Regions from separate parts of the Mus musculus genome. Here all the other regions are linked to region 3. The links are chromatin loops, found by intact Hi-C in ENCODE. Cell type or tissue: left cerebral cortex. All regions are shown on one strand. Each heading gives the region's core, and the rest is flanking DNA. Links, peaks and the distances in the headings are about the cores only.

Evidence for each region. A loop is a pair of places that touch in the nucleus more often than their neighbours do. Peaks named below come from ENCODE experiments on the same cell type or tissue, not always from the same donor. Only the 100,000 strongest peaks of a DNase experiment are listed, where the experiment ranks them.
Region 1: a loop joins it to region 3, with 2.8 times the contacts of the local background. A loop is called at or near these places in 3 of 42 quality-filtered maps.
Region 2: it touches region 3 in a loop (2.5-fold over the local background); 3 of 42 quality-filtered maps call a loop at or near these places.

Annotation. Positions count from the first base shown.
Region 1 is chr17:30,518,235-30,528,510 of GRCm38, forward strand. It overlaps Btbd9 (BTB (POZ) domain containing 9), which reads right to left. Exons shown (of 11, transcript NM_027060.1): 3 at 9,068-9,431; 4 at 6,479-6,743. Among named protein-coding and RNA genes, the nearest start is that of Btbd9, 53 kb to the right of the region's middle. In left cerebral cortex, for the core only: a CTCF peak has its summit at 4,617; DNase peaks (open chromatin) are centred at 4,527, 5,468, 6,368, 7,457 and 1 more place; H3K4me3 peaks cover 509 bases; H3K27ac peaks cover 2,151 bases.
Region 2 is chr17:30,463,943-30,474,218 of GRCm38, forward strand. All of the region lies in intron 6 of Btbd9 (BTB (POZ) domain containing 9), which reads right to left. Among named protein-coding and RNA genes, the nearest start is that of Btbd9, 110 kb to the right of the region's middle. In left cerebral cortex, for the core only: no CTCF peak of the experiment used is centred there; DNase peaks (open chromatin) are centred at 2,906, 3,844, 4,153, 4,477 and 6 more places; H3K4me3 peaks cover 283 bases; H3K27ac peaks cover 4,589 bases.
Region 3 is chr17:30,570,537-30,580,812 of GRCm38, forward strand. Btbd9 (BTB (POZ) domain containing 9) reads right to left here and starts at 5,751. Exons shown (of 11, transcript NM_027060.1): 1 at 5,610-5,751. In left cerebral cortex, for the core only: no CTCF peak of the experiment used is centred there; DNase peaks (open chromatin) are centred at 892, 4,791, 5,177, 5,820 and 3 more places; H3K4me3 peaks cover 2,587 bases; H3K27ac peaks cover 2,534 bases.

The sequences.
Region 1 (10,276 bases), core at 1,612-9,611, 52 kb before region 3:
ATTTCTTAAGAGGACAATGCCTGTCCCCTAGATGTTCTATGTAAAGACTGAGGTGATGTTTGCAAAGCATATAGTATATTCTTTAAGAAACAGGCATTACTATATTACACACATGTAAGAGAACTACTCTGGCTTACAACATGTACTTAAATCCCGAGCTCCCACAGCGCACATACAACTCGGCCACACAGTATGAAAAGAAAATGAGACTTTTCAGATGCACAAGGAACAGACAGGAACAATTCAGCATTGCAGAGATGGTGGGGAACAGGTTTTGCCAGAGTTTTCAAATGAAGACAAGACAGTGGGTCCACAAGAGGACACTGGGAGCTAAGAGCAAAGGCGACAGAGTGAGGTGAGTCGGCCAAACCGCCCAGCACAGTAGTGCCCAGCAGCTGGGGTGGGAACAGCATCATGTTCTGTGTCAACTGTTAACCTTCTCAGGACTCGGCATAGACTCTGCTGAAGGAATTAGAGTGTAGGCACTCTAATTCCTTCAAGTTGGTCCTCAGAGCACAGTATAATACCGCAGCCACCACAGACGAGAAGAGGAAGCCCCGAGAGCTCAATGGACTCCCTGCCCAGCAAGCAGCAGAGCTGATGCCAGACCCCAGAGGGTGTAAGGCTCCGCTTCTCCTTCACCAGCAAATTCTGATAGGGCTGTCACCACAGCTCTGTCACCACAGCTCTGTCACCACAGCTCTGTCACCACAGCTGTCACCACAGCTCTGACAGCACAGCTCTGTCACCACAGCTCTGTCACCACAGCTCTGTCACCTCAGCTCTGTCACCACAGCTCTGACAGCACAGCTCTGACAGCACAGCTCTGTCACCACAGCTCTGTCACCACAGCTCTGTCACCACAGCTCTGTCACCACAGCTCTGACAGCAAAGCTCTGTCACCACAGCTCTGTCACCACAGCTCTGTCACCACAGCTCTGTCACCACAGCTCTGTCACCACAGCTCTGACAGCACAGCTCTGTCACCACAGCTGTCACCACAGCTCTGTCACCACAGCTCTGACAGCACAGCTCTGTCACCACAGCTCTGTCACCACAGCTCTGTCACCACAGCTCTGTCACCACAGCTCTGTCACCACAGGTTAAGACTGAACCATAGAGGGGATCGTGTAACAAGCCTCCATGCTTGGAAACTAAAGCCACCTTCCTTTGGTACTAAAATCTATCAGACTCTGAATAATATACCAGATACAAGAGTTTCAAATGATTATAGCTGAAATCTAAAATAGACATGAAAGCTTATCACAGGTCGAGGTTTTCTTTTGAAGTTTCTCTTGAGAGCCCCCGAGCACTTTCAGCCATTCTCAACAGGTTCATTCCCCGAGAGCATCCTTCACTCCGGGCTGAGATCATCCAAACAGGCGGAGGATCCCCCACGGCAGCTGGAATATGGATGCTCTGCTAGATAAAATACAGCTCCATGGGGTTTTGTCCCTTCAAAATCCATAGTTCAATAATGAATTTAAAAGGAAAAGTATTCCTGGAAAAATTTAAATTACGAAAATGTTCAAATATAACTGTAAGGGTTATTTTTTTCATAAGTACTCTTAATACCTGCATCTCTCTATGCATGAAGAAAACTCTTAAAATTATAAAGCAGCAGCAGGGACTGAGCAAGATCATGAACAGCAATCATAATTTTCTTTATGCTATTTTATAGCCATTAAGAAAAAATTAAGTTTTATAGTCCTATAGGACAAAGATAAAAAACAATTACTAGAAAGGGAGAAACGGGGTTGGGAAGGTTATCTCAAACCCCTCCCCTCACTAATCTCACAACTGACATAGACAGTCATCTACACAGGAGGCTTCACAGGTAAGGAAGGCTTGTCACAGGTGCTGACACCTAGAACCAACACTCTCCAAAGAAAGAGGAGAGGCTGTGTAAACATGCTCAGAGACGGAGTCATAATTTAAACCCAAGTTACAAAGTGACACAATCTGAGGCACGGGGCTAATTACTCTGTGGTTTTCTGATATATTCCTAACCATCATTTGGGGACACGGACCTGACTCAGCCATCTATAATGAGTTATTTGGATATAATACAGGTCTCTGCCCACTGGAATCTCTTCACCCAGCTCTACTACCTATGTCATCTTCTCCGCCTTTTACTAACTGTCCTCCTGCTCACACAACACTCCCTTACAGCTAACTGTCATTATGACTACTTCCCAAGGCTTTAGTCTTGCTTTAACCTCCCCGTTAACCCACTCTTTGCAGGCCTAACACCACATTTCTCAATGCTGGTACTCAATACATATTCTCAGAGACACAACAACACACACTCAGAGACACAAGAAATCATGGACAAACACCTGCTTCATGAAGCACAAGTCCCGAAATTTGGGACCAGCAGAGGTAATTCTTTCACTCGGCAAATTTAGGCAAGTTACCAAGAAACAGCATGAGGCTAAACAGGACCCCACCCAATTTGTTTTTAGAGGCAAGTGTTCAAAGCTATGTGAAAACCACTCACTATACTAGACTCAGCCCCAGATGTTCAGCATCCGATAGGAAAGACACTGAACACCTTCACAAATGAACACACACCAGAGACAACACAACGATAAAAGGGAATCACAGAGCTTTAAAATGTTCATTATCATAACTGAATTTATGTGATAGATGAGAAAGACTTAAAATTCTAGTCTAGAAACAAGAAAAAGATTCATTTAGTCAATGTGTATTTTTTAAGTCTTGACTCAGGCTAGAAGACCACAGGCAAAAAAGGACACAACTGTATCTTTAAAGAGCTCAATCAATGAGCACTAGACAGGTAACCAACAATTACATCACAGTTGCAGAGACCCAGTCTATAATTAGAACACACACAGGCACACAAATTTACATACTGACTTTTACTAAAAAATTCTGAGGCTAGAATCTATGATATATGGCCTGCTATAAACATACAGAAACAAGAAATTACTGTTCTCTTCCCCAAAGTCTAAAACATGAGATAAACAAAACAAGGTATAACTTGACTTTATTAGGAAAAGCACTGACTTTCAAGACAGAACATCTCCAGAAGTAAGATTAAAAACTAAATGTTAAAGGAATGGAACAGAGGCAGTTCAAATATTCTAAGGAAAAAAGTAATTTCATTAAAAAGTTAATTTGCTTCCCCTTATTGTATATGCATAAAATTCATGGAATCTATCTTCCAAAGAGACCAACCAGAATCACTGGGCAAAAACATCTTGATTGCCCCAAAAATCTGCAATTTAGTAAAGCTTCCGGAAAAGCAGCTGAGGGGTGAGTCTTCCAGAAGCTGATGTTAGTGACCTCAAAGAAGCCCTCATGTCAATGCAGGCCTCTTTGCGCTTCCTGGTAAGTCTCAATGTATACACACACACACACACACACACACACACACACACACACACATACATATATATATCCAGGAAGAACAAAACAATCACACAGACTCTACCAGTAGATCCAAACCAAGCAGAGCTAGCTTTAGAACCATCAGCCTAGGAACAACAGTTCTGCATCAGTGTTAGACCCTGTTTCCCAATTAGGGACATGCACTAAAATCATCCTCTGAATGTTTGATGATGTCTCTTAAGGAACTGCTAGGAATGGACCGTGCTTCCTCAGCATTTTTATTATTAATTTTACTACTTAAATACCGTAAGAGTCATAAGACCCCCCCTCCTAGTCAACCATCCCTCAATGATTGCCAAACACTTTCATAATCTGTTCCTTGATCCCTGCCTGAATTCCTCCTAAACAAACAAAGAATTGAACACTGTGAGCAATGATCACAGTAAATACATCATTCCAGAACTGAGCGCCTCAACCACTCCACTCAGAAGGAACCTCAGAGATTACTAGAATTCACAGCTTACACATGGACTGCCCAGCTAATCAGTTCTAAAGAACCTTCCTTAACTGTATGAAGTACCAAATATAACCTACATCTATGACCCAACTACATCTTCAGTAATCAAGTTCTAGGGCCCTATCAGCCAATCATGGGAAAGAAGGGGAGGGACTTAGATAGGAGGATGCCAAATGAGGACACTCATCCTGTCCCCTCACCTTTCCCTCCTACTCTAGCCAAGGCGCTCTAATTGCTTCCTGGACCTGCAGGGTGTTCTCGAGAGCTACATCATTTCTCTACGGCCTTTTTACCTCACTTCCCAAACCGAGTCGCTCATGCACTGCGAGTATTACCCTTCCAAACACAATGACTTGACTCCCTAGACTATTCACAGGCTCACCACAGTTTACACAAAGTCTCTCGCTCTCCTCCCACTAGCCTGGTTGGCATCATGAAACACCACTACCTCTCCATCCAACACCTCCCTCCTGGTTAGCGTCCGTGGCTCTCTCGGTTCTTTTGTCTCTGCTTCTCCAGTTCTTCCCCGGGTCTCCAAGGCTTGGACCCTGACATCATATTCCCTTCTATGTGCTCTGAGCCTCCCTGTGCCCAGCTTTGACTGAATACCAGCAATGTGCTTCCACATCCCAGGAGCTTTACCACAGAATCCATCCAGCACTCACTCACTGCTCTATGCTGCTCAGTGAGTCCACCCACAGGGCTAGAAGAGCAATGCATATGACCCACAAACACACTGTCTTCAAACCCCAAGAGTTTGAAGCAACTGTTTACAAGAATGTGGTGACTGATGAGTCACGCAATCACATAGAGATGGGTGAAACCACATCAATACTGACAGCAATGGTCTGTTACTGAGCTTATATGTATATAAACTATTTCAGTTAATCCTCATAACAACACTGAGATAGAAAACTAGAACTCATTCATTTATTGCCAGATCACATAGCTACTGACTGATTCAGGCCTTAAAATCCAACTTGCCTGGCCCAGGGACTGGGGAGATGATAGCTCAGTCTACAAAGTGGCTACCATACAAGCATTGAGGACCCAAACCTGCTCCCAGTTTACACACAACTTTAAGGGCACACAACTGTACATCCCAGCACTGGTCAGGCGAATCCTGGGGTTTGCTGTCCAGTCGCCACTCAGCCTTTTCAGCATGTCCCAGCTCCCAGTAAAAGACCCTGTCTCAAGATCAAGTTGGATGACTCCTAAGGAATAATACCGAGGTTCACCTCTGGCCTCCAACATGTTGTGCATACATATGCATGTGCACCCACAAAGCTACTATCATTTGAAAAGAAATCTAGATCTGATAACTCAGGAAATAAGACCAGGCTGAGGACATCTATTTAGGGCCCACCAGCATTTCAGGAATGTCCCGAAACAGTCAGCAGAGGAGTCACTCCAGGAAACAGTCAACCTCACCAGAACTGACAAACATCAGAAACCTTCCAACAGAACAGCACAGAAGCAAGCTCAGCTTCTCTCAGGAGCACTCTGCTCATTAACTCTGAGAATGTAGATGGTGCTGGGGCTCACCCGGTACTGTTCACTATCCTAAGATAATAGGCTCTTGGAATCTCTGGCTTCTTAATATAGAAAACCGTGGTAACATCCACTAAACGTAATCCTCAGTTTTACATCCTGCTAGCACCAAGATCTTCCTTCCTGGAACCCAGTCAATACCTCTGTTATTCCCCACTGCTCAGCCATCACTCCACTGTATCTGTTGTGCAGATTAAATTCCCTCCTCACACGTCTTCCTGAACCCAGTTTAATTCTTCCAGATCACCCAGGAGAGCACCACCATGGGATGATTGAGCAGAAGGCAAGAAACCCCTGTCAGCTGGAGTGGCACTGTGATTGGGTGAATACCAGTTTGGAAGATGGGTGAGGTTAAGAGAGACAGCTGAGTATCCGAGGGACCCTGAGTACACCCAGAAGGCTTATGCTGCCCCATAATAGAATGTCTGCATGCCAGTTTAAACCAGATCATAGAAATCTTTGAATGGTGATTCAAATCTCCTTCCAACACAATGACACAAAAAGCATTTTATAGGGCTGGAGAGATGGCTCAGTGGTTAAGAGCACTGGCTGCTCTTTCAGAGGTCCATCTGTAATGGGATCCGATGCCCTCCTCCTGGTGTATGAAGACTAAGCACTCATGTACATAAAATAAACAAATCTTTTAAAAAGAAAGCATTTTGTAATTGTCAATTACTATTATTTCATTTGCAAGAAAAATCAAAATACTGTTATTAACATCACCCATTACTTAGAACCTCTATGTGTGCTACCTAAAGAATTAGATACAGGGCTTGGTCAAGGAAGGAGGAAATGACAAGCAACCTTTCAGGAAAGTGTCTACAACATTCTGAGGAGCATATAAAAGAATGTGTCCAGAATGACAGGAAATAGCTGTGCTGGGTTGGTGGCAGCTCATCCTGTTGGGACAGATGGCAGAGACAGACACCCACAGGAAGCAGAGCTCTGTGCTCTCGGCCCAACATATGCTTTGCAGACCTGCACCACAGCTCTGCAGCTAGAACTAGCATATGATGCCAACAAAAGTCCTAGGTGAGGAGGGGAGCAGGTACTTACTGAGCATGCCTCTGTAGTTGAGGTCCATATCCCGGCTCTCCGACCGCACTTTGATGGCATCAAGAATAGCATCCGGAGACAAGAGTCCTGATGGCCTCACGACGTTCAGAAGCTCAGTGAGGCTCATTAGAGGTAAGCGCACAGCCTGCATGATTTCAGCATGATTCTCTTTTGCATTGTGCTTACACCAGTTTAACAAGGCTAAGAAAATATCTTTCTCAGGAGCAGCAAACGAATCTCTTAAGACGATATTCAGGAGTGCTGTCTGCAAAGGGTAAAAAAGGACCATAAAAAGTCAGCGTGGAGCACGCCCACATGCACAGCCAGTCAGCCTGACCGGACCACAGAAAGCAAGCCTTTCCTTGGGTTTCAGTCTTCCTAGCTCTTCCCTTCTCCACTGTGTAATACAGCATTGGGAAAGCTGAAACAGGGGAATTACTGTGGATCTGAGGTCAGCCTGGGCTACATACAGAGTGAGTTCTAGGAAACACAGGCTATTCAATTTTAAAAAGAAAAAGAACAGCACCCTTCAATCAGACTCAGGCATTCTGTGCCACTATATAAAGCAATGAGGTCTTTCCCACACATCTATACCTGTCTTTTTTTTTGCTTTAAACAGATTTATCTTGTTAGTTTTTAAAATTACAATGCAGAGCAAGTGACGTTTGCAAACATTTTGTTCTTACTTGTAACACTCCTTTGCTCCACTTCACATGCCACTACCATACATACACACACACACACACACACACACACACACACACACACACACTCACTCATACATACCTACCTTTTTTCGAGGTCTCCTTTCTTAAGATCTCCTCTTCCCTTTATATAGCTCTCTTCCTAGCTCATGGCCTACCCCTACTGTGTTGGTTAACTTGTGTCAACACAAGCTATACAGTCTTCTGGAAGAGGAACTCCCAACTGAGGAAATACCTCCATTAGATTGGCCTGTACACACTCTGTGGGGGCATTTTCTTGATTAATGGCTGGTGTGAGAGGAGGTCCAGCACACTGAGGGCAGCACACTCCTGTGCAGATGGGTCCTAGGTTTAACAAAAAAAGCCAAGCTGAGCAAGCCTTAGGGCCAGCACTCCTCCAGGGCCTCGGCTTAGGCTTCATTCCTGCCTGCACATTCCTTCCCAGACTCCCCCAGTGATGATGGAGGGTAACCTGAGAGCTGTCAGCTGATAGAAACCCTTTCCTCCCCAAGTTGCTTTTTGTCGTGGTGTTTTATTAGAGCAATAGAAAACAAACTAAGATGGCCACACCCTTACATTTGCATATTTCTGCACATAGCCATTGTAAGAGCAACAAATGACATTTGTCTCGGAGGATGGCTTGTTTCACCTCCTGTGAGGATTTCCAGTTCGTCTGTCCTCCTGCGGCTGTTACTATTTCACTTCTCTTTGGCTGAGCAAACCCCACTGTGTTTATGCACCACATCAATTATGTGGCTGCTGACAGACCTTCAGACTGCTTCCATTTTTTAGCTACTGCAAACAGCACAGCAATAAGCCTGTATGTGCAAGTATATCTCCTATGTTGACTTAAATAAAGTCCTTTAGGTATATATGCAGGAGTGGGTATTGTTTGTAGCCATCCCTTATAAAACATCAAGAACAAAGATGACAAACTACATGTGTACATAGATGTGTGAGCACATGCATACGTGTGTGTATTCTCTGGGAACATGTACATTTGTAAGTCAGTGAGATAAGCCTAGAATTAAAAGCCTTTTGTTTTACAGTAGCACTGCACTGTCATGGTCTCAATCCTCAGATCTCCAGACTGACCTCCAGAGTAATGTTATACACACACACATATATATTAAAAAGTATAGTTCACTCAAGTCAAGATGCTTATCTCTTTAAAGGAATATACACACACAAATGAGAGAGAGAGAGAGCTGCTCTGGCTCAAGGCGGATTTAAGTGACACATTTTTACAGTGGTAAAGCAGGGGCAGGAGCAGCGCCAGCAGTGACTTAAGGACATCCACTGGCACAACAGGTCTCCTTTGTCAGTTTTCCCTCTGTGACAATGACCATAATCCCAGCTCTAAAGAATTTTCCTTTGGCCAAAAAAGAATCCTCAGTTACATTTTCCAGATAAATACAAAACCAAAAGGCAGTACACAACACAACAACAAACTTACTTGACTGTCATATTAAATCCAACTGAGCAGACCAGTCTCTTCTGCACATAAAACTTACCAGAGAAACCTTGAGAAAAAAGAATTTGGGGGGGGGGGGGCGGGGGGTTGAGACAGGGTCTCTCTGTATAGCCCTGGCTGTCCTGGAACTCACTTTGTAGACCAGGCTGGCCTCAAACTCAGAAATCTGCCTGCCTCTGCCTCCCGAGTGCTGGGATTAAAGGTATACACCACCACGCCCAGCCCAGAGAAACCTTGAAAACAAAGAAAAACGGAACCAAAGCCCTGTAAGATCTGAAGCTCCAGCAGCCAGGGACACAAGCTAGACCAGATGACTGCTTTGAGCGAGGGTTTTGATTCTTGGACCACTGTGGTATGGTCATTTAAGGACAAGAAGGCATGCCGAGAAACTGAGCGTAGAGCAGAACACACCTTGGACAGGGAGAGGAAGCCGTCGCTGGCCAGCACCTCCTGAGCATTTCTGTCCATGAACATGCAGCACATACAAGTTAACTTGGGAAGCGAGTAGAGACTGGCAACATCAAAGGTCATACAGACATTCTGAATGTTCAGTATGGTGCAGAGATACTCAGAAGTAGAGTCCTCCAGCTCTGGAAATCCGTATTTGTGAGCCAGGCTCAGGAAGTCCAGCAGCACCTCCTCCTTCTCATCAGTGAGCGTCGCCCGCCCCGTGTAGATATATCTGAGGAGCATCGTGAAAGCCTCGGCCGTGGTGTCTTGGAGAGGGATCTCTGCTTCGGGCTGCGACTCTCGCATCCCGCCATACAGTAATGCTCTGCACACCAAACAAGAAACACAGTTGGAAAAATCTCAAACATGATTTGCTGCAAAATATATGAAACAACGGTTACCAACACTGACAGATATAAATCTGCTAAAAGATACAAAGATCCAGGTCCAGATATGCAAGTGCTTTTAAATGATTCTTTAAAGGAAACAAGAAAAGTATTTTAAAACCATTTTGAGGTTTGGAGAGATGGCTCTGCTCTTCTAGAGGTCCTGAGTTCAATTCCCAGCAACCACACAGTGGCTCACAACCATCTGTAATGGGATCTGATACTCTCTTCTAGCGTGTCTGAAGACAGCTTCAGTGTACTCATGTAAATAAAATAGGTAAGTTGTTTTTAAAAACCATTTTGAATGAATACCACAAACAACTGAGCTAATGAGACAGTATGAGAATGCCAGAGCATGCAGAAAGTTGGAAGGAATCTTCTGAGAGAACAATGTCCTCAACATAAAGCTATTGCCAGTGCATAAGCAGTTTACAAAGTAAGCCCCACCATGGCCATGAGGAGACAGACAAATGGAAGCTCTAACAGGTGCGCAACAATGAGAAAGCGGATTCTGCCCTGCAGTGCTCTAAGAACTACGGGAGTGAGCCCCCTCTGCGTTGGAAAGCAACTGAGTAATATACCTATTCAAATCTGAAACACACAAACCCTTTGACTCAGTAACCATTCTTTTAAGACACCACTAGAGAAAAACATAATTCCTTAGGGGTATAAAGGAATGAGTCCAGAAACCTTGGGGACATCAGAACGTCACGATGGACATGGTTGGAACACTGTGTCCTGCGTAGGCTATGTATCATTGGGAAGATCAATGGAGATCAGTGGG
Region 2 (10,276 bases), core at 789-8,788, 110 kb before region 3:
TGCCTGGCTCTCAACTCCTGCCATTGTGCCAATTATACTGTGCATGTGCAAATAAAATCTTGCCCCTCATTCACATTCTTGACATTTTCATTTCCAGGAACCCTCTCCTATTATATTTTAGTGGCCCAAATCCACAGACAACTTCCTTGATTTGATCTGGAAAAATCACAGACATGCCAGTATTCAGACCTCCAATATGCCACGTTTCATCCTCTTCCCATCTGTCAGCATCAGTGACCCCTTTCCTTTGTGGAACTTCTTTCCCTAAGTGGATCCCACTCACCCCACCATTCACCCCTTTCTGGCCTCCCTTCCCTGATCTGTTCAACTCAGATCTGATGTGCATCACAATAATCCCCGTGTAGAGCACTCTCACTCCCTGTCTCCCCGACACACCTCCTCCATTATGCCTGTCTGGCAAACTGCAGCCCTGGATGCCCTCGAGTGTCTGAGGTCAGACCAGAACATCTCTGAGCACACACACAAATGCATACAGCTGGAGAGCAGCCAGATGACTAGACTTCACTGCAAAGCCAACACTGCCCAGGAATCCTATGACACTCTCTGAGCCGCTGCTTGAGGAACTAGTGTCTACTTCCAGTGTTCTAAACTGCCCCACCCTTGTGGACTCCGAGTGTCTGACTCCAATGTCACCTTGTCTATTTGGCATGTTGTAACCTACCACTTCTGGTTTCTTCTCTCACTTCTTTCCCTGGGCATGAATTCAGAGACTGCACACAGTAGGCACATGCTCTACCAATGAGCTACCCCTGCTCCTTTTGAAGTAACAGTTCCATTTCTTATCTATGGAGGCTATGGAATGTCTTCATGTTGTCACTAACACCACAGTACTATGCCGGTCATTCTAGCACCCGAAATAACGGTTAAAGTGTTTCTGAACCATCCATTGAGAGGGAGCAAGAATTCACAGAACTTTAGCACTAAGTCTGCAAAGACGTAACACTTCTGAAAAGAAGAGCAAACGGAATGCTGCCTGGGGGACATCGCCATCCTTTCCTGGTGTCTGTCACACATGCAGTGACTCAGGATGAGGAAGGATGGTTAGGAACGCGGCTGCACTGCCTCACTCTAGTCCAAGAGCCAGCTACCCTGAGCTTCATGTCCCCTCACAACAACATCTGTCACATGACTAAACCCACCTAGTGTGGTACTAGCTGTTCTACCATACATTAGGCAAGATGCAGGAACTGGATCACCGCATTCCTGAGATGTGTAAATCCTGCTGGTGGTACTGCCTCCAATCAGTATGTGCAGCCCCCAGTGCAGCACGCCTCCTTCCACACTTTGTTCTTCCTGACCTCACCCTTCCCCACTACTGGCCGGCACCGGATTCCATGCACACCACTCTTTGCACATGACTGGTGTCTGCACTGCTGATGCACTATCATCCATCACAGAAGGCCTCCTCTGCCAAAGGAGGAAACTTCCAGCTGGAAAACTCCTACATATCCCTCAAGACCTTAGATAAATGCTTACTTCTTTATAAACTATTTTCTGAATTCCTCCCAAACCAATTAATCATTTCCTCCTCTGTGTTAGGTTCCCATAGTATTTTATAAGTATCTTGAGCATTGCTTGAATCTTTCCGCTATCATGACTAACTGCATATCCATTAGACATGAGTCATAGTATAAGAGGGGAATCAGAGAGTCAGGGCTTTAGTCTCAGGAACATGAGAGCAGCACGTGGAAAACCACAGTGGAAATCTATCTAACTGGACAGAGGGCAGGAACAGCATTCCAAACATCCTGAGGTGACACCCCAGGACTACTTCCAGATATGCAGAAGTAACAAGGGCAACTGAAAGACTTCGGGACCCTCATCAAAGCTCAGAGTGTGGACTGGGAGCTTGGTCAGAAGGGCAATCAGGAACTAGAACTAAGTTTCCCAAGGGAGGATCCCAATGGTTTGCATCTCCTGTACGCTTACAGAGTTTAAGTGTGAATATGTGCATGTTAGACCCCATATGGTGTCACTGTCAAGATGACCCACATAGGACTTGTTCTAGTGAGCAGTGGATGCTTTCTGTATTGTCAATGTCAAGAAGTCGGTGTTTACTGAGGTGTACTGACTCCCTTTAAAGTAACACACTGAAAACTCTTCACCACCTCTTAGCCACACAAGCTACCATTCGTCTGCAGGCACAGGCGTGCACGCACACTTTCAATCACAAGAAATTCTGCTACAGGCAATCATCAATAGTTTAATAAAGTTCCAAAAATATTTTCATGTTTAAGAATTAACTCTTTAACTCTAAAAGGGAAGCCTTTAAAAATGAATCCAAACTCCTATAACCCATTCTTTATATTAGTATCTTCAGTTCACTGCTACAGTGATTGAATTTTGGGGCTGGCTAAGCACTTCCATGGAGCCTAAATGCTGAAGTTTAACAGGTTACATGTAACGTCAAACTAAGATGCTAACATTTTTATGGTCTAAAATTTTACAAAAGATACACATCGATGTATGGAACAAAACCACGTCAAAAGCAATTCAACAGGTGCAAAGCTTCTTCCCTGGGTTGAGCCATCCGCTCTATGTAAAACATGTCAGAGTGAGACCCTTTGGGGCTCTTCATCAACCCCTTCCCACTCAGGGCTCCCTGCAGAAGGGGAGGCAGGAAGACTGAGGCTGACATAATGGATGACTCCAGGGAAACAGTGTCCTCTGGATCCAAGAGGCCTGATGCTCATAAGAACTCAGACTGTGGAAACGTGCACAGGGCCTGCACAGGTTCAAGTCAGATGCCACGCCCCTGGAGACTGAGAGGTGGAGTGGACAAAGGCTCCCACTCCTAACCAAGAAGCTACCTGCAACTGATGTCCGCTTGCAAAGGAAAATTTCCCTTTCTCCAGTGGAGTCTCACTGGGTATCAACTCTACTTAAGGGCAGGCCCGTGCCCCGGAGTAGGTGGCCAATGCAGACAAACCCAACGGCATTCTTCTAGGCTTTTTGCCTCCTAATACTTTGTTTAAGCTTTGTGTGGTGTGTGTGAGTCTGTGTGGCATATTGCCATTTCTGTGGGATTTGGGGGTGGGGATTGTACATTTGTGGTTTTATTTATGTGTTTTGTTAAAAAGGGCACAGAGCTGGGCAGTGGGGAGGATCTGGGAAGCCTTGGGGAGGGGAAAGCATCATCAGAATACACTGCGTGAAAAAAGCTCTCAAAAAATTAATTAATTGCCAGGCAGTGGTGGCACATGCCTTTAATCCCAGCACTTGAGAGGCAGCGGCAGGCGGATTTCGGAGTTCGAGGCCAGCCTGGTCTACAAAGTGAGTTCCAGGACAGCCAGGGCTATACAGAAAAACCCTGTCTCGAAAAAAAAAAACAAAAAACAAAAAACAAACAAACTATATATATATATATAAAAAACTCTTAACCTATGCTTGATCATGAGAATTCAAAGAACCCTTAGGCTGACTTGGTGTTTAAACTTTTTTCCTTAAGTTCATTTAATAAAGCACAAAAGCACATCTTGGTTAAAGATCACCACAATGCTTTCAATAACTTCAATACAAAAGGAAGAGAAGCAAACTTCCTTGAGCTGACATTAAAATCAAATTAGGAGTGCTGCTCATAAGAGTAAACCTGAAGACTGGCCCCTCTGGAGGAGAGGAGGAGATTGGCACACAGGCATGCGCCCAGGCAGCCCCTTCACAGATGCTTGCACTGTCTACTGTTGGCTGGGAAACTCCCAGGAGAAAAGTATCAGAGCCACCAACTACAAGCGGAAGTGGCAGCTCTTTGGTGGGGACAGTTGTCTGCCGCTCCAGCACAGTGCTCACACCGATGGTTATTTTTATTTTTGCAGCCTCCCTAACATAGCCCAGGTTCCGAATGCAACAGATGAGTCTAGTCTTGACTTTAGAAACAAATCGCCAGCTGTCTCCTAAAGGACAACCTCATTTAATGGAAGGCAAATGCTAGCACAGAACAAAAGTAAATAAAGATGGCTACATATGCTCCAGTTTTCAGACTGAAAGTGACAGCGATGAGAGGTGCAGAGGAGGAAAGATTAAACATGAAGAACAGCTGCCACCAATAGCAGACGCTCTGACTAGTCAACCCGTCTAATAACATGGTGTCGCAAGAATGCCAATTAAAAGAGCCAGTGTGGAGATTCAGGCTCAGAGATCTTAGAGCTAAAGAAGCCGGAGGAGTTCGGCCAAAGCAGCTCCTGCCACAGAAGGCTGTGCTGAATGCCAATGGGCTGTGAGCAAAGTGCTCTGTAAACTGCCGACGTCTGCAGCCACATTGATGCTGCGGCTACTCCTAAGCTACTTCTACTCTTTTAGTTTAGTCTTTATAGAATGTACCAATTCCATCTGTATTCATTCACTTCCAATAAACAGAATTGTGAATTGGCATTTTTTACTTTTTTATTTCCTCAAGAATCTTCAAACAGAATATGTTGCCAAAATTAAACACCTTGTAGGCACAGCATGTGAATGGAATCTCTAATTTCGATGAGAATGAGACAGGAGCAAAGCCTGCACCCTTTCATGTCTTCCAAACATATCTGTAGAATGTCACTCAGGCCTATTAAAATGCTTACATGTCCTGGAGTCCCTCTCCCTCCACAGAAGCAAGCACTCATTAAAGGGCAGAGCAGGGGAGGAGAGAGCCGGCTGGCCTTTGCTGACAGAAGAGGAAGGCCTGGTGATGTGCTTTCAGAGGAGGACTTAAAAGGGGCTTTGAAAGGGTCAAAGGGAGGGCCTGGGGAGAAGCTTCCCCGGCTGACGGCACCACCCACCTTAAAAGGGTTACTTCATCCAGCTCAAGCCAAAATGGACCACCACAAGCTGTTACGGGCCCCTCTAACACAAGAAGAATTTCTATAGTGACCTCAGGGTGCCCTGCCACACTGCATCCCCCCAAACAGACCACCATCACCATGGTAAACATAGCTGAAAAGAACACTTTTACACTTTATTTCCATCTTTCCTATGATTTTGGTATGTGGATGTAATTTAACTTTAAAGTATTTGGGAAAAAACATTTAGTCCAGCTGTGCCAAAAAGAAAAAAAAAGGAAAAGATAATTTCCCCATTTACAGATGCTTCCAGTACTGGTTGAAGATGGATTAATCTACAGTTACTCAGCTGCAGAATATTACTCCTATTCCTCAGACTTTATATATGAACTATTACATCCATTAGATAGCTCTACAGCAGCTCCTCCTACCTACCCTTAAGGTACTCTTTCTTATTCAAGCCTTCCCTTCCTAAGGGGAACAGTCAAGGCCCCTCGCTGCCAGGCACCACCCAGCACCACCCGGAGCCTGCAGCAGGGGAAGAAGCAGGATGCTGAGAAGGAAATTAACAAATTTGTTTAAAGGGCACCACTATGGGATTTGAACTTATTCCTGGACTAGACTTTAAAGTTCAAGACATGTGGACACTAACATGAACAATTTTCTTTCAGAAAGTCTACACATCACAGAGGAACTAGTAATGCCATGTTGCAAACAAGGGCAGAGTTGCTCTTTCCCTGCTAAGCACAGAACTGTGCACCATTAGAAACGTTTCCAGAAACGTTTCCCGAAACGCCTTCTTCACTTTCCTTCACAACGATAGGGGAAGCATGGGAAGACAGTACTTGCGTCCTCTCTGGACCTGCACTACCCTGGGGTGGCAGACATTTCATCTCACTGCTGATTTGGACAGGGAGGGCAAGAGAGGGCTGGAACACCGGCGTCAGACACCAGGCCCCTCACCTCTGGGGTGCAGATGTATGAAAAGCACAGAATAAGTCGGAACGTACAACTTGATGTACCAAAAATTAAAAATGGAAGCAGAGGGTGGATCAGTGTGCACGGTCTCACAATACAGTTTCAAAGATAATTGGTAATGTTCTCTTCCCCCCAAAGAAAGTGAGGGTTAAATATAGTTGCTCAGTACAAGGACGGCTGGTCTTCAGGATGTGTAAATTATACATTACAGTTACATAACAGGCTAAATCACAGTCATCAACAAAAGAAAATTTGGCACAATTTGTGAATTTTTATGATTCTAGCTCATAAGCAGAGCTTCAAAAAGAAGGAAAAAAGTATTCCCTTGAATCTGCCATGCAAGTAAAACCTTAAAGAGCCCGAGGCAAGGGAAGGGGAAGGTACCCCCAGGAAGACAGAAGGAAAAAGGGGGACCCTTATCTCCATGCGTTATTGTTACTCTAATAAAACAACACTCAGACATTCCACAAAATTAAAACAAAACAAAACCTCAGAAAACCAGGCCATGCCTTTAGAAGCCAACAAACTTAAGGTGACTATGTCAGAGTCACCAAAGTCATATGAAGAACACAGATCCTTTTAAAATATGTACAAAAAAAATCTGAGTAGCTCAAACCAGGGCCTAGGGAAGAACTCCCACACCTCCTAAGCAGATCGGGAGCCACCTAGCCCCACCTGTACTGTCCAGTGCACACTTCAGGGCCAGTCAAAGCATTCAGCTAGGGACATGCTGGGATCGTCCGAGTCTTCTGTGTCAGGTCCTATTCTGACCGAGAAGCTGGAAGTCTCCTCAGGCCTGCTCGATGTTGCCAATTAACATTCATCTGTGACAAGCTCATCCTCTAATCTCCCACGCAGAAACAGCTGCCATTACTCTGCGAATCTATTAAGCAGTCATAGTGGTCGGGATAAAGAACATTAATGGGAAAACAAAGACACATATAAGGAAAGAAGACAGAAGTCATATATGAAGCAGCAGAGAGCAGAGCCACCAGGACACCCTCTCCTCCATCCTGTCAGACTGTGCCCCACCTGCCATCAAATCAGCACAATTTTTTCACTGCACACTGAATAAAAAGCAAAAACTGCTCTCTTTGAAACGAAGTTGGCCTTGTAAGAACTCTCGGAATTCAAAGGTGATACTCAAGGGACTTCCAAGTGTCTAGCATTCCAGAGAAGCCATCAATCGTGATAAAGCTGAAGAGAGAGGACGCCCTAAGCGTGCCAGAGCCGCTGTACTCCACCTCAGTCATATTTCAGAATGACTTCAAGGAGTCGATGCTGACCCAGATCCCCCAGCAGTTTGATGTGTGAGCGCTGGAATGCTGCCAATCCTTCCAACAGGAGATTCCCAGGCCAGACCAAAGTAAACCTGCATATCAGGTGGGGTGGCAAGCACTCCCACCCATAAAGCTCTGAGTCTCAAAGCACTAGGCTAGCTTGCTCTGTGAATCTAACCCTGACCTGTTAACTAAATACCAAAACAATCTGACAAAGCCAAACCCAGTCCTCTCTTGGATCTGCTCCTCCTCCTTCCCCTCTGCCTTACTTCCTGCTCTCCTCTCCTCTTCCTCAGTGCCTGGTCACTTACTTTGGATTTGTGTGGCTTCCCACACTAAGTGTAGGATCCAGCATCCTGAGTAGCCTGAGAGAGAGAGCCTAAAATGGACAGGTTAGAAGTGTAAAAGGAGGCTGCTTCCTGCAACTCTCCAACTAGGAAGAGGAGAAAAAAAAATCAGGCAGATGAATTCATCTCCTTCTCTTTCCCAAGGACAGCTCTAGTTTACCTCCTCCTCTTCCTCCACTCCCTCCTCTCCTCCTCCACTCCCTCCTCCTCTTCCTCCACTCCCTCCTCTTCCTCCACTCCCTCCTCTCCTCCTCCACTCCCTCCTCTTCCTCCACTCCCTCCTCTCCTCCTCCACTCCCTCCTCTTCCTCCACTCCCTCCTCTCCTCCTCCTCACCACAATCCTTTCCAAGCAGACCAGTTGGCAAGACCAGGGCCCACGCTTGCTTAGCAATTTGCTCAGAGCGGCACCCTCATCTCGTTTCTCCACAGCCTTCCAAGCTTCGCTTCTTTTTGCCCGTGACTCCTATACACCTGGACCTGGGCCTCTCAAGGAAAATATCAACAGCTCTCAGTCTCTGCCTCGGGCTGTCTGCCAGAGAACCCAGGATAAGAGCCTAGGTTTAGCGAAATTCATCCCTGATGAAATTAATAAGAAATCATTAAAATGTACACTGCCTAACTATTTAAGAGTCAAAATAATAAATCCTCAGAGAAAGTAAGAATACTGAGTACCAGAAACCTAAAAGGACCAGGGCAAATAAACACATAAAATGTCACCAAACAACAATGTGCTCAGAAAGCCATGACAATTACATACAGAGCCTCTGCAGTCATGCCACCACCAACAACTTCAGAGAACAAGATCAGAGATTTTCATTACAGAATAATGCTAGGCTGGGACTCAAGCCCACAGTGGAACGTCTGCTTAGCATGCAGACAGCCCTGGGTTTCATTCCCAGCACCACAAACTTAAAAACACAAACAAAATGTAAGAGATGCTATCTGTTGCCCATAGAGTTCTCCGTCTTTCTTCCTAACAAACCTTGATAGCACTCTTATGCACCCCATAAAAAGGCTTGGGGGATGCACCCTCTGGCCAGGCATAAAAACTGAACAGTGATTGCTATGGTAGTTCACTGAGGACTAGTTACAGGGTTGGTAACTCCAACTAGTTCTAGCCAATGATCTACAGCCATCTCCAAAGGGCTTCTGGGAAAGGCTCCTTAGCTCTTCAGAGAAATCAAGGGAAAGATCTTCTCATGATCCCTGGGCCCATGTATCAGATACCTTGTGATCACAAAAAGATTGTTTGGGGCAAAGCTCAGATCATAACGATGACAGAATCTAAGCACGAAGAAGTCTATATCCTTTATAATGTAACCAAATGAACCAGCTGGGAAGCAGGCCAATCTCTGGGTCTTTACCTAAATACCTGTTACGTGGACTTCCTCGTTATTTTTAACCTTTGAGTCAGTTTTCTCTCACTTGCAGCTAAAGGGATCTTCAATAACTACAAAAAGCACCAAATTGGTTAAGGAACATTTGAAAACCTATAATCATGTGTCATTACGCAAGGAGGGGATTAGATTTGAAAATAACCGTTCTTTATCCATAAGAGCGTACATTCTAGTTTTTAAGACATGTGAGACAAACTGAGAAGAAGGACACTCAATTGAAAAGGAGGCTAATAGAACCAGCGTGGGGCGTTTTCGAGCAGTGCTGCAAAGGAGATGAAGACCAATGTGTACGCTTTTTGAAGAGCACTATATTCAATTAGCGTAATTCAACTAAAAAGAAGCTCTCTGGGAGCCAATACAGCTCTGTATTTCCAGCACAGCATCCCAGCGTGAAAAAAGGACGTTTCCTTTACTCTTTTGTTTTGTTTTGTTTTTGTTTTTTGTTTTTTGTTTTTCGAGACAGGGTTTCTCTGTATAGCCCTGGCTGTCCTGGAACTCACTCTATAGACCAGGCTGGCCTCGAACTCAGAAATCTGCCTGCCTCTGCCTCCCAAGTGCTGGGATTAAGGCGTGCGCCACCACGCCTGGCTTCCTTTACTCTTAGTGGGTCCCAGGTCTCAAAAAATATTATCAAAATTAGTACAAGTGAGTCTTCCAAGTCTGGGCTATACAATATGAGATTCATCAGAAATTCAGTAAATATATACTGCATCTCAGCCATTTCACCGACTATAGAGCCAAGTGCGGCTTCTTCACCCAAGTGAGCACCGGGTGCGTTCCTGTTGCCTACATCCAGGCTGCAGACTAGTACACAACCCAAGATGGCAATCAAAACTGCAGACAAAGATGCCACTGGCATTTCCAAGCACTTCTTTAAAAAAAATTACAGTTGGGCAGTGGTGGCACACACCTTTAGTCCCAGCACTTGGGAGGCAGAGGCAGGTGGATCTCTGAGTTCAAGGCCAGCCTGATCTACAGAGTGAGTTCCATCACAGAGAAACCCTGTCTCAAAAAACAAACAAAAAATTACAGAAATGGCCTATATGTTCAATAAGAGACCCCGTAAAAATGTTGCCATATAACTGACTTAAAATAGCAAATATTCTGGGTAAAATCTTAAATAAAATTCATGCAACCTCTCCACTGGTGTGTGTGTGTGTGTGTGTGTATGTGTGTGTGTGTGTGTGTGTGTGTCATATTTGTTTGTAGATCTAATTTTTAAAAACAATAAATGACACAAGAGGCTGGAGATATAGCTCAGTTAGAAGACTGCTTATCTACCAAGCCAATTCATAAATTCATGCTGGTCCAGAGCCCAGCAGCACATAAAATCAGGTGTAGTGACACAGGCCTGCAACTTTAGCACAAGGGCAGTGGAGGCAGGAGGATTATAAATTCAAGGTCATCCTGAGGTACACAGTGAGTTTGAGGACCAACTGCAGTACATATGAGACCCTATCTCCAAGAAAAAAATTATAGGAAAAAACACAAAATTTTT
Region 3 (10,276 bases), core at 827-8,826:
CCACCACAGCAGATTTTACAACCCAAATTGTCATTTTTTTTTCTAAAATTAAAAAAAAAGGAATGAGGTATGTAACAGAAAGCCAAATGCAAAAAAAAAAAAAAAAATCTGCAGTTATTTTATGTGTGTGAGATTAGAAATATCCTCATCTCAATGTAGGAGCACAGATGAAATCAGTGTGAAGGCCATGCACTCTCCCACAGTGATCAGCAGCTTAAAATACTCATCCACTCACTGTCACATACCCAGCTTTCAGTAGACTCTGGAGAAGACAACACTAGATGCAAGTCTACGGAACTAAGCAGGTGATGAACCTACAGTCTGAAAACTGATCCATTCTTGACTCTCTCTGGACCCCTCCAAACACTTCACATCGCCGTTCCCGCCCATGCTCACTCCTCCTCTACACACACAGCCTTCCTCAGTTGTTTTCAATGTTGGTCCCAGCATAGGCTCACATGGACACTTGTTCAAACTGCAAAACATGAAGCCCCATCTACATGTACTTGATGGGAAACTTACAGGGCAAGAGCCTGGCTTTCTGTGTTTTACCAAGGCCTCCATGCTCTGCAGCTGCTTGCTCAAGTGTGGAAACTGTTCTCCAGCTGGAAGGGACTGGAGACCTAATCCTCAGCGTGACTATGCTGAGATGGAGTGTTAGTGACGTCATAAAAACAGGAGGCCTCTGCTGCTACTGCAGGGCTGGGGCTCCCACACAAGGAGAAAGGGATAGACAGACACCACCCCTTACCACAGGCCAACATCTGACCTTGGACATCTCAACTTCTAGAACTCGGAGGAAACAAATTTCTGTTGTTTATAAACTCTTTAGTTTCTAGTATTTTTTCAGGGAAACAGAAAGCAGATTGAGAGCCGGTCTGAGTCAAACGATGATTCACTCACCTGCTTTCCCAAGTCCCACTTTGTCCTAACTCCCAGCCTCTGATTTTATATAGTCAGACCATCTACTTCTATGTATGTCTATTGCTATTACTGTTCAACGTTTGTGTGCCAGGCACATTCTGCTATCACCAAGTACACAGTGCGTTAACTCCATCTTCACAAGAGTGCTTTAATTCCAACAAAAAGCCAAGGATAAAAGACACTAATTTGAGACAAGGGCACTTGGCCAATAAATGGCACAGCAGTACCACAAGGACTTGTATCCTCTTACCTCCAAGGGTCCTGCAGTTAGTGATTTACACTAGATTGTTCCTGGTCTTCTCGCCAAATCTATAGAATTCCGACCTACTTACCTAGAAATCTGTCTACTGAAACTCCGCATATACTCCATAAGACTGCCAGCACTCAGCCTCTGTGCACTGTAGCCCACCCTCCTCTATTTTCTAATCAATGGCATCATAATCACTCACCTACTCACAGTAGGTCATCATCTTTAACGTATCCCCCTTCCCTCTACATACTTACAGTTGTCAACTTTTAGCAACTACAATGTTTCTGACCTCTATCCATCCTACTTTCCTCTCTGAGACACCAGCAAGTCCCTGTCTCCCTGGTTGCTTCCTGATGATGTGCTCAGCCTACTTTCCTTGGTTTTCCATTGCCAAGTAAATGAACAGTGGACCTAGACATTTTAGAATACAGTGGGCAAGATGTGGTGGCACCCCCTTTAATCCCAGTGCTCTACGCAGAGGCAGTCAGTTCAAGGCCAGTCTGGTCTACATAATGAGTCCCAGGACAACTAGGGCTATAGAGACCCTGTCTAAAAATAAAATAAATAAATAGAAGAATAGAATGGAAGACCCCCTAGATCTGGTCATAATTTGGCTCTCTAATATATCTATCCCATCTCTACTGCCACACATTAAGCTGGTAAGAAACAACTCAGGACATTTCCAAAAGAACCATTCAATTTTAATGTTCAGCAAAGACTGTCTACCTAGAAAGTTGCCTTGCTCTTTACATACAACAGAAACCTACTTAATCTGTGGGAATAAGGTCTATCCTCTTCTCTTCTAATCATTTGCCATCAATGTTTTTCAAGTGTGATCAATTCCTCTAGTAATTTATTAATTCTTAAAGTAATTAACTTATCAAAACATATGACAGCTGGTGGTTTCCCACCTCTGATCGACACTTACATGTCAAAAGTATTACAGCACCCACTCATCTATGTCCTCCTGATGGAATGAGTATCTTGTCACAGCTAACACCTCATAAATATTTGCTGAGATGTTAAATAATATAGCACTTGCCAAGTAACTCTACACATCTCAGCAATTCAACCTCTGGCTTGCAAACCATTCCACAGAATTTTGTCTTTTGGGGTGGGGGTAGAGACAAGGGTGAGACAGAATCTCACATGGTCCTGGCTAGCTTCAATTTACTGCTGCAGAAGATGATGCTGAGTCTCTGAGCGCCTCGCTTTTTTTCCCTTCCAAGAGCTGAGATTACAAGAATGTGTCACTACAAAGAGCTCAAGAATTTTCTAATAACGAAGAACATTATAGATGAGTTAATATTCTCCAGCAGAGTCTAATTACTGTCAGATCCTTTTGTCAGTGTCTATTAGTACCTTTCTTCAGATAGACTCCCTTTCTAGCTAACATATTTGTACCTTTGTCACAGGGTCGGAAGTTATTGTTTGGCAGGGCATTGTGAGAGATAATCATGATGGAAACTGTATCATGAATATCACTGAATATCATCAGATGACGATTAGGTAGATTTTAGTGGCTGAAGGCATGCAATACTGACAGCCCAGGATAACTGCACAGGAATGAAACATTTATTCCAATTACTAAATGAAATCAAAGGATACAGAAATTTTATCCTAGCTCAGCCAGATATCCTTTAAGTAAAAATAACATTTATTTTTAGGCAGGGCTTGATAGCTAGCACCTGTAATTCCAGTACTCAAGAAGCAGAGTAAGGAGAATACTCTGCAAAATAAGTTCTAGGCCAGCCAAGGATATATGTAAAACCCTATCTCAAGAATCAAATAGATTGGCCGGGCGTGGTGGCGCACGCCTTTAGTCCCAGCACTCAGGAGGCATGGGCAGGTGGATTTCTGAGTTCGAGGCCAGCCTGGTCTACAAAGTGAGTTCCAGGACAGCCAGGGCTACACAGAGAAACCCTGTCTCAAAAAAAAAAAAAATCAAATAGATTAAAATAACCAATTTTTTTTAAAAAAAGAAGAGTCAGGCAGTGGTGGCACACGCCTTTAATCCCAGCACTTGGGAGGCAGAAACAGGCAGATTTCTGAGTTCCAGGACAGCCAGAAAAACCATGACATAGAGAAACCCTGTCAAAAAAAAAAAAAACAAAAACAAAACAAAAAGAAGAAGAAGCAGGAGAAGGAAGAAGAGGAGGGGGAGGAAGAGGAGAAACAGATGTTTTAAAAGAGTAACACTTGTAACTTATTCTTGTCTAAGATTTTATTTTGATCCCACCCTACAGACATACTCTGTTCCAGTTGATTTGCTGTTGCTGTGATAAAACCCTGATCAAAACCAGCTTAGGAGAGGGGTTATTTTGATTACAGGCCAACTGTCCATCATCAAGAAAAGCAAAGGCCGGAACCTGGAGGCAGGAGCCAGATGCCGTTTCCTGGCTTGCCTGTCTCCTACAACCCAGGACAGCCTGCCAAGGCCTAGCCAGATCTGCAGGGCAGTGGGTGGGACCTCCTGTATCAATTATCAATTAAGAAAATGCCCTCACACCACACACCCATCCTGTGCAGGCCAACCTGACGGAAGCACTTCCTCAGCAGACGGACGGTCCTTTTCCCCAGTGATTCTAGTTTTTGTCAAGTTGACAAAAAACTAACCAGGACGGAGTCTACACTAAAATTAATGGGATGTCTGTAACACTTTTACAGCCACCCTGTAAAGCCTCTCTCCCCACTATTTCTGTACAAGGAACCTTTCTCTGCTCCAGTCACACAAGCCTCCTCAAAATATCCTTCCGCCATCCAATGACCAAATTAGCACTAACTTTTCACCACAGGATTTATCTCTTTCCTAATTCCAATTTTACTCTCTGTTTAAAGGCCAGCCCTGTATCTGACCTCCTCCTGTGTAAACTTCTCCTATACTATAGCCCCACCTAATCCTACTACCTCACTTCCTTCTGGGATTCTTTGACATATACATGATTTCTTTTTCTGACTAGACAGCTCATTCTTAAAAGAAAACAGGCTGGTCAGGGACCTCACTTGTGACCCCATAACCCTCTCACTAAGAGGCACAACTCGGGAAAGAGGGAGGCAGTTGCATTAACTATGTGAAGGATAAAACTAAATGTTCCCCTTGTACTGTCCACGGGGTATGAGGCCGCATCAACCGCATAGCTATCTACCCGGGAGCGGGCAGTTTTCTAGGAGGCACAAGCAAAAGGGGAAATAAGTAACTCACTCACAAAAGCTCGTAATAGAACAGTGGCTCCTGAGTGGTTTTTCAAAGCAAGCTTTACTGATTCCAAGACGTGAGAACTTCAGAGACCATACCTTACAGAGACTCCGTTATAAAACTGAATCTCCTGATTTTAGACTCTGGGTGGAAACTCTAAAGTTATGTCCCTCAGTTTTTAGGCATGATCAAATGTCAGTGCTCCCTATCTTGTCACTCTCACTTGGCACTGCCTTTAACTCATAACGGGAAAGATTATTTCTTCCATTTGTCTCCATTATTCCTCCTTAAAAAACCACCACATACAACGGACCCAACAGAATCCTGTATACTGGCTGATGGCCAGTTGCATCATTTAACTCCAGTCTCACCATGCCAGCCCACGCGTGAAACACAATCTACATTTCCACCAGATAAATAACAGCCCGCACTGCTTCTGGGAAGAACACACACAAAAGGCAGGGCTGCTCTACCTGCAAGACCCTTGAAATGGCCAAAGCACAGCACGGTTCTGGGAAATAGATACAAGGGCAGATTTGAGTCTATGAGGAAGTAACAATACTGGATGGATATGGTCCCTTGGCTTCAAAAATGTGGATCAACACAGGATATAATAATAATAATAATAATAATGTTCAGAGAAGCACGTGGGCATGCACGTGAGGCTGGAAGGTCCAGGCAACAGGTTAGTCAACCAGCATCTTCACTGACAAGTCGCCTTCCCCGGGTCGTGGGTGTGCCCGACGCTCACGCAGGCACAGATTCTAACGATCTCTCTAACAACCCGCTCCTACTCCCAGACCCGCCAGGGTAGAGCTGACGGATCTCTTCGCGGTTTACCCCAAAACTTTGCGAACCCCGAGGGTCCCCATTTCCGCGTTTGTCAGGTTTGCACAGTCGGCGTCTCAGTGTGGACGCGCGGCTGCTGAGGAACGCGGGCTTCTCCCGCTTCAAATTCCTAAAAGGAAACCGGCAGCGTCGCACTGGAGTCCAGTCACTTGTCCCTCGGCACCCCTCTCTCCAGCGCCCCCCTCTCACCCCCCCCCACCCCCACCCCAGAGCGCCAGGCCCGGGAACTGACCCTCCTCAGCCCCCGTCCCCGCCCCCGGAACCAGCGGCCGAGGGGCGTGGAGCGGCGCGCGCGGGTCCGGCGGGGAGGGGGAGCGCGTCCCCGCGCCCCGGGCCCGCGCAGCAGGTGCGGCCAGGCCCCAACTCTCACGAGCGGTCCGGGCGACTCACCCCGACGATGTCCCTCAGCGACCTAGAAGCCGCCACACACGTCTCTTCCGCCAGCAGCGACCCCGCCTCGTGGCCACCGCCCCCTCGACCGCCGCCGTCGCCGCCTTCCTCGCCGCCGCCGTCGCGGCGCGCGCCCGCTTTCACGCACACCGCCGTGGCCGCGCACGCGCTCTGCGCGCTGGCGTCACTTAGCAACGGCTCAACCGTGGGCCAGTAGAACCCAGGACGCCAGGGCCCCAGGTCGCCTCAGGCGGGGGTCTTGCGGCGTGTTTCCCCAGGTCGGAGCCACTGCCCCTCCAGTACTGGGCCCTGAGGGTGTGGCCGCCCTGCCGACACCTGGCTCAGGGTGAGGCACGTCATCACACGTCACTGAATAGCGTCATCGGTCGCGTCACTGCGTAAGGGGACGAGCCGGAGCGCCGGTTGGAGAAAGCCTCGTCTTTCTGCACTTAGTCGCTTGCCTGATGGACAGTCAGCTACGTGCGAGAAGTTGGACGAGGAGAATGGGCCAAGAGAGGCATTACCAGCATGAAGGTGCTACGAGGCCAGGCCTGAAATACCACGACTCAGTTTCCTCCTTCTGTCAGTGGGAAGACGGATACCCGACTTGCCTGCGCTAGAAAGGTGTCAACTTAGGACGAAATAATGCATGCGAGGCTGCGGGCGAACTGATCTCATTCGAACTCCTTATTTCAAGACCCTGACAGAAAGCCCGGACATAAGTCCTCGACACTCCAGGACTACCAAGTGTAACGTATAAAGCCCATTAGACTCCATCTTTCACATAAGAAGCAGGCACTGTGAACTTTGAAGCCGTAGAAATTGGGTTGTAGGTCTTTCCTGGCCGAAACTGGAGAGTCGTCACTCTTGAAAGTTACTTACCTGGGTGTGTGGGTTTGAAGATGGAAGACTTAATTCCAAGCAAAGACGACTTAAATGGGCAGTGAAAATGAACAGACACAGCAAGGGTTAGGGCTGGGCCAGTGAAGGATCAGAGCCACAACCTAGACTCTGGCGGTGGGGATGGAAACGCGGAGGCCAGCTCTGAGCGGGGGAATGAATAGGTAGGCCAGGTTTCTAGCGTGGTTGCTGAGACAGGTGGGAGTAACATTTAGCAAGACGGAAAGAAAGCTGCCTTTGTGTGTCAGTTACTAAATGGTAGTGACATTCCTTACGGATGACATGGTAGAACGATGGAATGTGGATACGTTGGTTGGGGAAACATTCTCCGCTCTCATCTTCCATGTGGAACGATATCCATCAATTTAATACATCTACTTTCCGATACACGTGTCCCCAATTTATTTGTCCTTGGAGAATTGACTTCGGGATTGGTACATTTAAAAAAACAAAGGGAGCCGGGCGGTGGTGGCGCATGCCTTTAATCCCAGCACTCTGGAGGCAGAGGCAGGTGGATTTCTGAGTTTGAGGCCAGCCTGGTCTACAGAGTGAGTTCCAGGACAGCCAGAGCTATACAGAGAAACCCTGTCTCAGAAAAACCAAAAAAATAAAAAGGGGGGGGGGGCAAACTGAAGTGGGAGATCTTTGAAGAAACAGAGCAAACCCTAGAGTTTAACATTAGGAAACTGCCCACAGGTGATACCCAATTCCAGCTTTGTTGTGTTTTATAGAATAATGTTTCCCACCAAGACCCATGCCCCCATCACCATAATCTGCTGATCTGTTCTGGAAAGTGACAGAAGGAAGTTGCAGACCTGGTTCAGTAAAAGTTATGAAGAGATTGCTCTGATGCTGCCCCGCTGGGCTAGGGACAAGAGCAACAGAGTCAGAAAAAAAGCTTATGAGAGAAGCAGGGGAGACTGCTTTGAAGCTACTGCCAGTCAGCCTTAAAAACGGAACAAAGGACTACAGGCAGCCTATAGAAGCTAGAAAGGGCAAGCGACTGGGTTCTTGAATCTAGGGCTTGATCTCTAGAAGTGTAACAAGAATTGGTATAAGCCACACAGTTTCTACTAACTTGTCACAACAGCTGTAAGAAACTAGTACAGCTGAGAATAAAGACAACAGCTTCCCCGTGTATTCCTGGCTTCCCGGTTTATCTAGGAAAAGAGAGGACCATTGATCAAGCTGCCTCACAGACTGAGCACTGTGACTACGGTCTGATGGAGGGGTCCTCCAGGTTTAGAGGAAAATATCAAATTACCCAGGTCCGTGACTGATGAGAGAAGCTGAGGTTTGAAGGACATTAAGCCTAGGCATGGATGAGATCAATCAAAGAAGAAAAAACCAAAAACCTAACCTCCACTTCTAGGTTAGATTCAGCTGCTGATAACAGCAACCATTAACAAATCCAACTAATTTCACCAAACACTTGAGAACTAATATAAAATGTGCCGAGCTCTGTCCAGACAATTATGACTATCACTCAGTATAAGGGTAAAACAGCTAATAGACCAAGGTTTAGAGCCAGGACAGGCAGTACCTTCCTAGGAACTTAGAAGTACTGAATTGATGTAAATGCTCTTTCTCCATACTGTTAATATACTATCCATGCATTACATCATTTACTCAGTAATGCTGATTACCACATGCCAGGTACACGGTTCCTATACCTGTGCTGCCTGTGTTTCAATATGGTGTAGGCATTACTAGCTCATATAGGTCTTGTAATGGCCTTTCAGGTACATATTACATTATAAGTACTAATTATAATGCATATAAATAAAAAAGCTACATCACAGAAAGCTTACATAATTACTCAAGATCACAAAATTAGTAAGAGAGCCAAGTTCCCAATACTACAATCCTGGAACTGTACCCATTCATACCATGTACTCCCGGATCACTGGGAGGGGTGCTAGAAAACATGGCTTACAGAACACAGCAATGTTTGTGTTACAGGGCTTCTGTGTATGATCCCACTCCACTCTTTACATGAACACCAGAGAATTCTTTCCGAATTGGAAGTTACAAGTCTGTTAACCACCCATGATAACCACTGTGTCTGTGATGTGAGTTATATAACTGAATTGTATAACCATGCTTCCTTCCCTCTTCATGTCCCCACCCTAAAGCCCTGAAGAAATGTTTTCACTTGGCGTTTGGAACTGAGTGGATTGGTGTGCATGTCTCTCTGCATTGGTCTGCTAGTCTCCCATCAACATCTTAACAAAAAACATCTAAGACAACCATGTTTGTTCCAGCTCATGGTACTAGAGGTTTCAGTGTGGTAACGGCTGGCTCCTTTGTTTTAGGCCTGTGAAGTGACAGAGTGCACGTAGGAGCAAAATCACTTACCTCATGACCAGGAAGCCAAATGAAAACAAAAAAGGCAGGATCCTACAAGCCCCTTCAAGGACTCACTTTTTAATGACTTAAGGTGCACCCACTAGGCCTCACATCGTGAAGGCTCCACTACCTCCGAATGATGCTCCTCATTTTTAAAAAGAATGTCATGGGGCCAGCCATATGGCTCAGGAGATATAAGCACTTGCTCTTTAGCCTGATGAGCTGAGTTCTGTCCCAGGGAACCCACATGGTGTTGAGAACATGCATATAGCACACAAAAAATAGGGTTTCAGAAGTTGTCCTCTGGGGGGCTGGAGAGATGGCTCAGTGATTAAGAACACTGACTGGCCGGGCATGGTGGCGCACGCCTTAGATCCCAGCACTCGGGAGGCAGAGGCAGGCGGATCTCTGAGTTCCAGGCCAGCCTGGTCTACAGAGTGAGTTCCAGGACAGCCAGAGCTATACAGAGAAACCCTGTCTCGAAAAACTCAAAAACAAAACAAACAAACAAACACTGACTGCTCTTCCAGAGGTCCTGAGTTCAATTCAATTCCCAGCAACCACATGGTGGCTCACAACCATCTGCAATGGCATCTGATGTCCTCTTCTGGTGTGTCTGAAGACAGCTACAGTGTACTCCTATACATGAAATAATAAATCTTTAAAAAATTAAGTTTTCTTCTGACCTCCAAACATGAGCTGTGGCACAAACATGGACATATACACACAGAATTTTTTAAATATTTGTAACTTTTATTTCCCACAGATTCTGGGTAAGAACTGGTTCCAAGTTTGATGACTTGGGAAGTCCAGATAGACCAGAAAGCATTTCAAGTTAACATAAAAGAGCCAAGTTGTGGTCTTGTGTGTGTGTGTGTAAAATATATAACATGGGTTCTTTAGACACATACTCCTCATGCCTTAGAAAAAAGAAAGTCTGCTTTCCTATATGCTGATATTTTGTTATGATGGAGTTTAATATTTGTAGTTGGCCTTGTCAGTAAGAATACATGTAATTGCAAAACTACAAGTACATGTTTTTAAGTTTAATTGGCTTAAATCCAGTAACTAATACCAGGCTAGTCTCCTGTTTGTTTCGTTTGTGAGGCAGGGCCTCACTATGTAGCCCTGGCTGTCCTTGAACTCCCAGAGATCTGCCTGCCTTCTGGGTTCTGAGATTAAAGGAATTGTGCCATCATGCCCTGCCTAAGGCTCATTTCTTTACTGAGGGATATACTTTTCATGCAATACTTCTAGATAATCAGTCACTTTGCAAATAGCCATACATCCCATAAAAGCCTGTTCAGATTTCCTTATAGTCTGGAGTGAGCAAGGCAGCAGGAGCGATGGATCAGCTTTTGCAGAGGATCTGAGTTTGCTTCCCAATGCTCATGGAGCAACTCACTGCCTGAAACACT